Regions from separate parts of the Homo sapiens genome. Here region 2 is linked to region 1. A link is a contact called in ENCODE Hi-C or POLR2A ChIA-PET data. All regions are on one chromosome and are shown on one strand. The core of a region is the stretch at or near the end of the contact, and the rest is flanking DNA. Distances in the headings are between cores, read along the strand shown.

Region 1 (3,651 bases), core at 757-3,256:
TTCATAGAGACAGGGGTCTTGCTATGTTGTCCAGGCTGGTCTTGGACTCCTGGCATCAAGCAATCCTCCTACCTCAGCTTCCCAAAGCTCTGGGATTACAAGTGTGAGCCACTACACTTGGCCTGCATTCATCTTTTTTAATATGCAGCCAAGGTTGAGGACAAGTCACAAGGTTGAGGACCTTGGCTGGATGGTCTCCAACCAACTTCTGCTATGATGCTGGGATTACTTCCCAAATTCCATTTACATCCAGCCTTTTCAAAAAGAGACTCATGCAAGTCTCCTTCCCACCCTTCCCTCACCCTAGCAGCCCCCACAACCTGCCAGACACCCCTGAGTTGGAAGAAACCTCAGAGAACAGTTGTGTGCCCTCATTCTGCAGAGGAAAAGACTGGGGAGCCCCAGAGAGGAGATGCTTCCACACAGGCTTGCCCTGTGGCTGTTTAAGCCCTACCCAAGCCCTCTGGGCATTCTTACACCTATGCACCCACCTGGGGTGGAGACATTCTACTCCTTGCTCACTGCTGAGGCCTGCACTGGAGCCCAAGGCTAGGGGTCTACTTCTTTGCTTTAACCCCCATCCCCCATCTTCAAACACCACCAAACCAGGAACCACTATTCCAATTGTGGTAGGCAGGATAAAAGGATTCTGGCTCCCTTTAAGAACCAAATTAGCTGGAAGTGGCAAAGAGAGGCTGAATGGGGCACCCACCACGTCTCCGTAGCCAAACAGCTGGAAGAGCTCCTCTCGTGGCTTCTCCACCTCCACGGACACCCGGATCTTCTGCTCTGGAGGCTGCCTGGTGTTGTGTGCGTCTATCCGCTGCAGCATCTTCACCTGCTCCGATGCGTTCCGGCCCTGGTACAGGACAGGGCAGCTCAGGACCGCTGGGCACTGCCTGGCCAATCTGCCTCATTCTTCCTGCCCCGCTGAAACTCTGGGTGAGGAGGGAGAGGGCCTCGGGGAGGCTGGGCTAGAACCCCATCCTAAATTACAACATTCAGAGCTGTCGTGGACTTTGAAGACCTTATCAACCAGCTACTCCATTCCACAGATGAGAAGACTAAAGAATAAAAGATACTGTGAAAGACCTACCATAGGTTAAATGATGGAGCTAGAACTCAGGACTTCTCAGGATTTCCTTCCACCCAGACTCCAAAACCTCTCTTGGAGTAAAGGCTCTAGTTCCCTTTATTTGGGAGCTGAGTCAGGCCCTGTCCTTCCTGCTTCCCCAGAGGTAATGGGTCAGGCCCTAAGCAGTCAGACATCCGCCAGAGGCAGAGTTGGAGGCAATGGGGCAGCCCGTAGCACAGAAAGCACAGGACTTTGCCTGGAGCCAGCTGTGCTTACGTTCTGCTGTGTGACCTTGAGTAAGTCATCTAATCTTTCTGGGCCTTAGTTTTCTCACCTGAAGACATAAGGAAAGATGGAGAGAGAATGAGGGGGTTGGGTTCATTTATCTCTAAGGTACTTCATGATTCAAAGAAACCAAGGAGGCAGAACATGTGGAGGAGGCTGGCAGGTTGAGCCCCTTGAAACACAGGTAAGGCAGGGCTTACCTCAATGTGGATCCACTTGAACTGGGTCAGATCAACCTTCTCAAAGTCTGTAGCAGACACATCTGGCAGGCTCCTAGGTCACAGGATGGAAAAGACAGAGAAGAAGGAGCATGATGGGGTCAGGCAGAGCCAGGATCTCTAACTGGCAGCTGTGGACCCTGTGCCTGCACTGCTGGCAGCATGACAGGAAGCTGGATCCACAGCACAGGATTCTCAGGCTCAGCTCCAGGGTTGTCCCTGTTACAGTCTGCTGGGGTGCCCTTTCCTGAGTTTGAGGTTGTGATTAAATTATCTCGGTAAACTGAACTGCAACACATGTCAACTGGCAAGGTCTGTGTGCCTTGGAGACTGCATCTCCCAGAATGCACTGAGAGCGCCAAGCCTACACTTCCCAGAATCCCTTGCAGCAGCACACGGCTCCCACAGGCAGAGCCCTGGGAAAGTATAAAGCCCGCGACCCCCTGCCTGGGCTGTCTGGTCCCCCTCACTTCTGGCGCCCCAGCGTTGGGGTTTACCTATGGCACCCCTGTCCTGCGTTTAATAGCTCCCCGTTGCAACCCTGAGGTCAAGGTAGCACTTGAGGAAGAGTTTGTGTTTGGCCGGTTTAGGAAAGGGGACTCCCGATAGAGGTCTGCCTTGACCCTCCTGAGCCAGAGACCTCAACTCAGCCAAAGTCCCCGCTCCACGTTCTGTAGCCGAGTCCTTCCACTTAACTATAGCTGTGTGATCTGCCCGGGCCTTTGGGAGGCAACTTCCACATTGATAAATGGGGCTGAAACCCCCAGCCCCCTTGCAGCCTGCTGCAGTTGCAGGTAATGTGTGTGAATGTGCCTGGACTGAGGCCAGTGGGCAAGAAACATTTCTCCTCAGAGCTCCTCTCCTGTAAATAGCTATGTTGTGTCCTTGATCAGGGTTACTACGGATTGTTGCTTAACAAGCATTTGACTAGGATTGCCCAATGCGAAGGTCACCTGTAGCACATATGCCTGCCTACTCACACTCACTGCACATATGAAGCCCAGGGATGGCTGCCCCTCCTCCAGGTCCGGCAGTCAGGCTGGGCCGTAGGAACAGCCTGAACCTGAGGGCTGCTGGGCTTGGGCCCTCTCAGCCATAACAGTACCTGGCACGTACTAGGTTCTTAGTACACTAAACCTCTAAAATCCTGCAGGAGGGAGTCTGCAAGGGATAAGAAGTGTCTAGGCCCATGGGGCCTCTCTTGAGTGGCCTGGGACCCTGAAGGGAGGGATAGCCCCTTCCCCCAGGTCAGCACCATGTTAGATGACCCTGATCTGCTGACCCCATGTTTCCTTTCCCCTCCTTCAGCAATGGCTGTGAATGGTGTGTGGCCTGGCTTCATCATGCTGGAAACTTTGGGGGGCTGATCTCTTTTACACACCCAAACCCCAGCTCCTTGGTGCCATGCTGCAGGCTGGCAACTCTGGGGCTGACTTTGGAAATCCCAGTGGGCACCCCCCCACAGCCCTTCTTAAGAAGGGTTGAATCCCATCTCCCACCCTTCTGTCCTGAGAACAGTTTCCCCGCACCCACAGCCAAGCTGCTGATTAACGATTTAATAATTATGGAGGAATCACTTAATAAATTACAGTTTATATAGGCCTGCCTGCCCTTCTTTGGTGTTGACCAAGGCCAAGTCACCAGGCACAGCAAAGCCCATCCCTTCCCACCTCACTTTTCCCCTAATTGAAAGCAATTAGGAAATCACTGGACATTTTGGCAGGGGAGCAACTTCTGGTACACAGAAGCCACAGAGGGGGGCAGTTGGGATGCCCATGGTGGCGAGTGAGGGAACTGATTGAGCCAACTGATTGGTGGGTTGTAGCAGGGCGAGGCCCGGGGGCCTTACGTGTCATGGAGCACAATGGTACGGTTGCCATTGGAGTTGTTGATGATGCAGCAGGAGCTGGGGGTGTCCCCCTTGCTCTGCCAGGCCACCTGAGACACGTCCACGCCCCGCCGCCTGAAGTCGGCCACCAGGAAGCTTAGGGTGGAGGCCGGGCCAGGAAAAGGGCAAGGAGACACAGATTAGAGCCTGGAAGTGGTCTGGACCTCCAAAAGGAGTGGGGAGAG
Region 2 (3,651 bases), core at 347-2,846, 530 kb before region 1:
GGATTACTTGAGCCCAGGAGTTCAAGACCAGCCTGGGCAACATAGAGAGGCCTTGTCTCTCCAAACAAAACAAAACTAGCCCAGCATAGCGGCAGGAGGCTGAGGTGGGAGGATCACTTGAGCCTGGGATGTTGAGGCTGCAGTGACCTGTGAATCACGCCACTGCACTCTGGCCTGGGTGACAGAGACTCTGTCTAAAAAAAAAAAAAAAAAAAAAAAAACCTAAGCTGTTTAGGAATGCAAGCAAATCCAAAGGAAATGAAAGTAGATAGTTTAGAAAACATGAAAAAAGAAGGCACTGAAGACTGGCAGGCTGGAGGCTTTACAGAGTCTCACTCTATTGACCAGGCTGGAGTGCAGTGGCACGATCTTGGCTCACTGCAACCTCTGCCACCCGGGTTCAAGCAACTCTCCTGCCTCAGCCTCCCGAGTAGCTGGAATTACAGGTGCCTGCCACCGTGCCTGGCTAATTTTTTGTATTTTTAGTAGAGATGGAGTTTCACCATCTTGGCCAGGCTGGTCTTGAACTCCTGACCTCGTGATCTACCTGCCTCGGCCTCCCAAAGTGCTGAGATTACAGCCGTGAGCCACCACGCCTGGCCTTTTCCATTCTCTTTAAAGCACTGCACACAAGTTATGTTACTGGTTTACTCACCAATATTGGCAGGAAAGGGAACTTCATGTACTGCTGGATCCAGGTTGATCACATACGGTGGAGTGCCTTGGGCATGCAGGTGTCCTGTGAGCCTCTGCAGAGATATGGGGAGAGGGTTGGAAGGAGACAAAGAGGGGACAAGAGAGAACTTCCATTCCTTTAACACCCATGCCTTAAGAATATTGCACTTAGATTTTCTTCTACCTGAAATATCCACCATGTCCACCTCCAAGATACAACTCTCAGTTCAAATGCTACCTTTCTTCATCACCCATCTAACAAAGCTTCCCCTACTCGTAGTCACTTGTTTACTTGTTTTGATTCTTCGTATGTGGGTTTTCTCTATCTCCTCCATTAAATATTTGGCCCCACGAATGAATCTTGTCAACCTCATTTTCGCTATATCCCCAGTGAATGGAACATGACAGGCGTGCAAGAAATATTTGGCAAATCTTCACCAAAACCTGTGTGCTAGCACTGTATTAATCTTTAAAGTTACTTGTAACTTGCCTCCGAGAAACGCAATTTTATCAGCAAGACAATTCCTGTACAACGTGGTAAGCTGGACCGAGTATGCCCTGAAGGTGCGCAGAAGAGAGCCTTAATTAACCTGGCTAGGGCCCGAGGAGGCTTTGCCGGGGAAGGAACTAAAGTTGATGGGAAGCCCCCGAAAGCCATGCGCCGGTACCCTCCAAATCCTCTTCCCTCCCTTTCTTCCTGGCCTTCCGCCTGCCGGAGGCAACCTTTTGCGCTCCCCTACTACACCCATGCTGTGTACGTCACCTGTACAAAAGTGGTTTTCCCGGATCCCGCCATTCCCAACACCAACAGACACACTGGGTGCCGCGGACCCCCAGAAGCCTGGAGCTCAGCGGCAGCTGCGGACGCCGCCATCTTCCTCCTGGCCCCACCCACCCGACCATAGAGACACCGCATGGGTAGAGAAACTTCCGCAATGTTCTGGGCTGCGAACGAAAACCACCACAGCGTCAGAAAGGAGCGGGTGAGGGGCGCGGCGGTTGCCAGGGCATCTTCTTAGCGTCGGGCAGGGCTGATGAGTCAACTAGTGACAGTGGCGAGGAAGTGGGGGCGCTGAGCAAGCGAGAGGAAGGCTGAAGGGAGCTAGGAAAAGGGCGCTGATCTCTGCAGCCTGGGAGGGCTTTTGTCTCCCGGAGGAAGGCCAGAAGAGATGGGGTCCCGAGGGCAGGGCTCACACAGCAAGAAAACGAGGAGCATGCCTGTCATTTTGAGCCCACAGAGAACGGGGAGCGGAGCCACTGGAGGACCGGCTGCTCGGGCTTATTCGGTAGCCGAGGCGGTTAAACAGTTCAGGGCTGGACCAGCCGGGACTGGAGCAGGGTGCAGTCTCCAGGGTTGCTGGGCAGCACCGAGACCCTTTGAGCACCGAACGAATAAACTACGGGAGCTTTCCACACTTGCACATTGTTCCCGCGAGTTGCAGACGCAGGTTCCTGATGCTAGCGCTCATTCCTTGGCAGTCACCCTCAGTGAACTACACAGTTGCCGTGACCTTCAGGATGAATGCTTGGATTCCAGGTGCAAGTAGGTACTGGAGGGGAGCTTCCTCCCCTCCAGTCACTGAAGGTCCCTCAGAAACTCAGGAAAGATGATGAAAGAGCCTAGAAAATTATTTCTACTCCTGACCACCCAGTCTGTTTCTGTGACCCTTTGTAGCTGCAAACAGTGTTCAGTAAGTCATAAGATCTGGCTTTAATACCCAGGCTCTGCCACTTGCTAGTGGTGTGAGTCATGGGCAAGTCACTTAAACTCTCTGAACCTGTTTTCTCCTTTTTTAAAACTGAGGTAATACCTCCCAGGGTTGTAGTGAATGCACGTTGTAAATGACGAGCTACATTCCTCATCCTTTACCACTAGCTGGATTCCCCACACCTTGCATAATGTCTGGAACATTCTGGTGCTCAGAAATATTCTCTTGTATGAATGAAGGACAGTTGTGCACTTACTTCCTAAAGTTTCATTAACTGACAGAGGAATGTCTCGTTTGTTCTTTCAGGTTTGCTGAGGGCCCCAGAAGGCTCCTTCCACCGTATCATAGTCTAATAAATAATTTTGTCAAGCCAGAGAAGCTAACAAAGGTAGAGACAAGGCTTAAAGAAAAGATAGTGGCGGAAATGACGGATCTGAACAAGCATATAAAACAAGCTCAAACCCAGCGGAAACAGCTACTGGAGGAATCCAGGGAGCTACACCGAGAAAAGTTACTTGTCCAGGCTGAAAACAGATTCTTTCTGGAATACCTGACTAACAAAACTGAAGAGTACACAGAGCAACCTGAGAAGGTATGGAACAGCTATTTACAAAAAAGTGGAGAGATTGAACGAAGAAGACAAGAATCAGCCTCCAGATATGCAGAACAAATTTCAGTGCTTAAAACAGCGCTCTTGCAAAAGGAAAATATCCAATCCAGTTTGAAGCGGAAGTTGCAGGCAATGAGGGACATTGCTATATTAAAGGAAAAGCAGGAGAAAGAAATACAGACATTACAGGAGGAGACAAAGAAAGTCCAAGCTGAGACAGCTTCAAAGACACGGGAAGTACAGGCCCAGCTCCTCCAGGAGAAAAGATTACTGGAGAAACAACTGAGCGAGCCAGACAGGAGGCTACTGGGAAAGAGAAAAAGAAGAGAGCTTAATATGAAGGCCCAGGCCTTGAAGTTGGCAGCAAAGCGGTTTATTTTTGAATACTCCTGTGGCATCAACAGAGAGAACCAGCAGTTCAAGAAGGAATTACTGCAGCTAATTGAGCAAGCCCAGAAACTAACGGCTACTCAAAGCCACTTAGAAAACAGGAAGCAGCAGCTGCAGCAGGAACAGTGGTATCTGGAGTCCTTAATCCAGGCGAGGCAGAGACTGCAAGGAAGTCATAATCAGTGCCTAAATAGACAGGATGTTCCAAAGACCACACCCAGTCTTCCCCAAGGCACCAAATCAAGGATTAATCCAAAGTAACTTCTA

Evidence for each region. Hi-C counts contacts between places; a loop is a spot of excess contacts on that map. ChIA-PET counts read pairs that join two places held with the same protein, here RNA polymerase II (POLR2A). Pooled maps may share reads with other maps.
Region 2: a pooled map shows a loop between it and region 1 (2.3-fold over the local background). The contact joins the promoter of CCDC121 here to the enhancer-like site in region 1. A Hi-C loop is called at or near these places in 1 of 37 single-sample maps with no recorded cell type and 7 of 50 pooled maps. POLR2A ChIA-PET finds 5 or more read pairs at or near these places in 1 of 52 experiments (MCF 10A).

Annotation. Positions count from the first base shown.
Region 1 is chr2:27,094,711-27,098,361 of GRCh38, reverse strand. KHK (ketohexokinase) reads right to left here. Exons shown (of 8, transcript NM_006488.3): 3 at 3,428-3,562; 4 at 1,561-1,633; 5 at 713-859. Among named protein-coding and RNA genes, the nearest start is that of KHK, 9.8 kb to the right of the region's middle. Within about 2 kb of position 2,006, at least 12 of the 41 ENCODE cell types and tissues checked have a DNase peak (open chromatin) inside an H3K27ac peak, as active enhancers do.
Region 2 is chr2:27,626,957-27,630,607 of GRCh38, reverse strand. CCDC121 (coiled-coil domain containing 121) reads left to right here and starts at 1,596. Exons shown (of 2, transcript NM_024584.5): 1 at 1,596-1,658; 2 at 2,691-3,651. The coding sequence starts at 2,809. The coding sequence ends at 3,645. GPN1 (GPN-loop GTPase 1) reads right to left here and starts at 1,558. Exons shown (of 14, transcript NM_007266.4): 1 at 1,439-1,558; 2 at 656-749. The coding sequence starts at 1,549. RefSeq lists enhancers at 1,314-1,413, 1,454-1,763, 1,824-1,883 and a silencer at 2,332-2,626.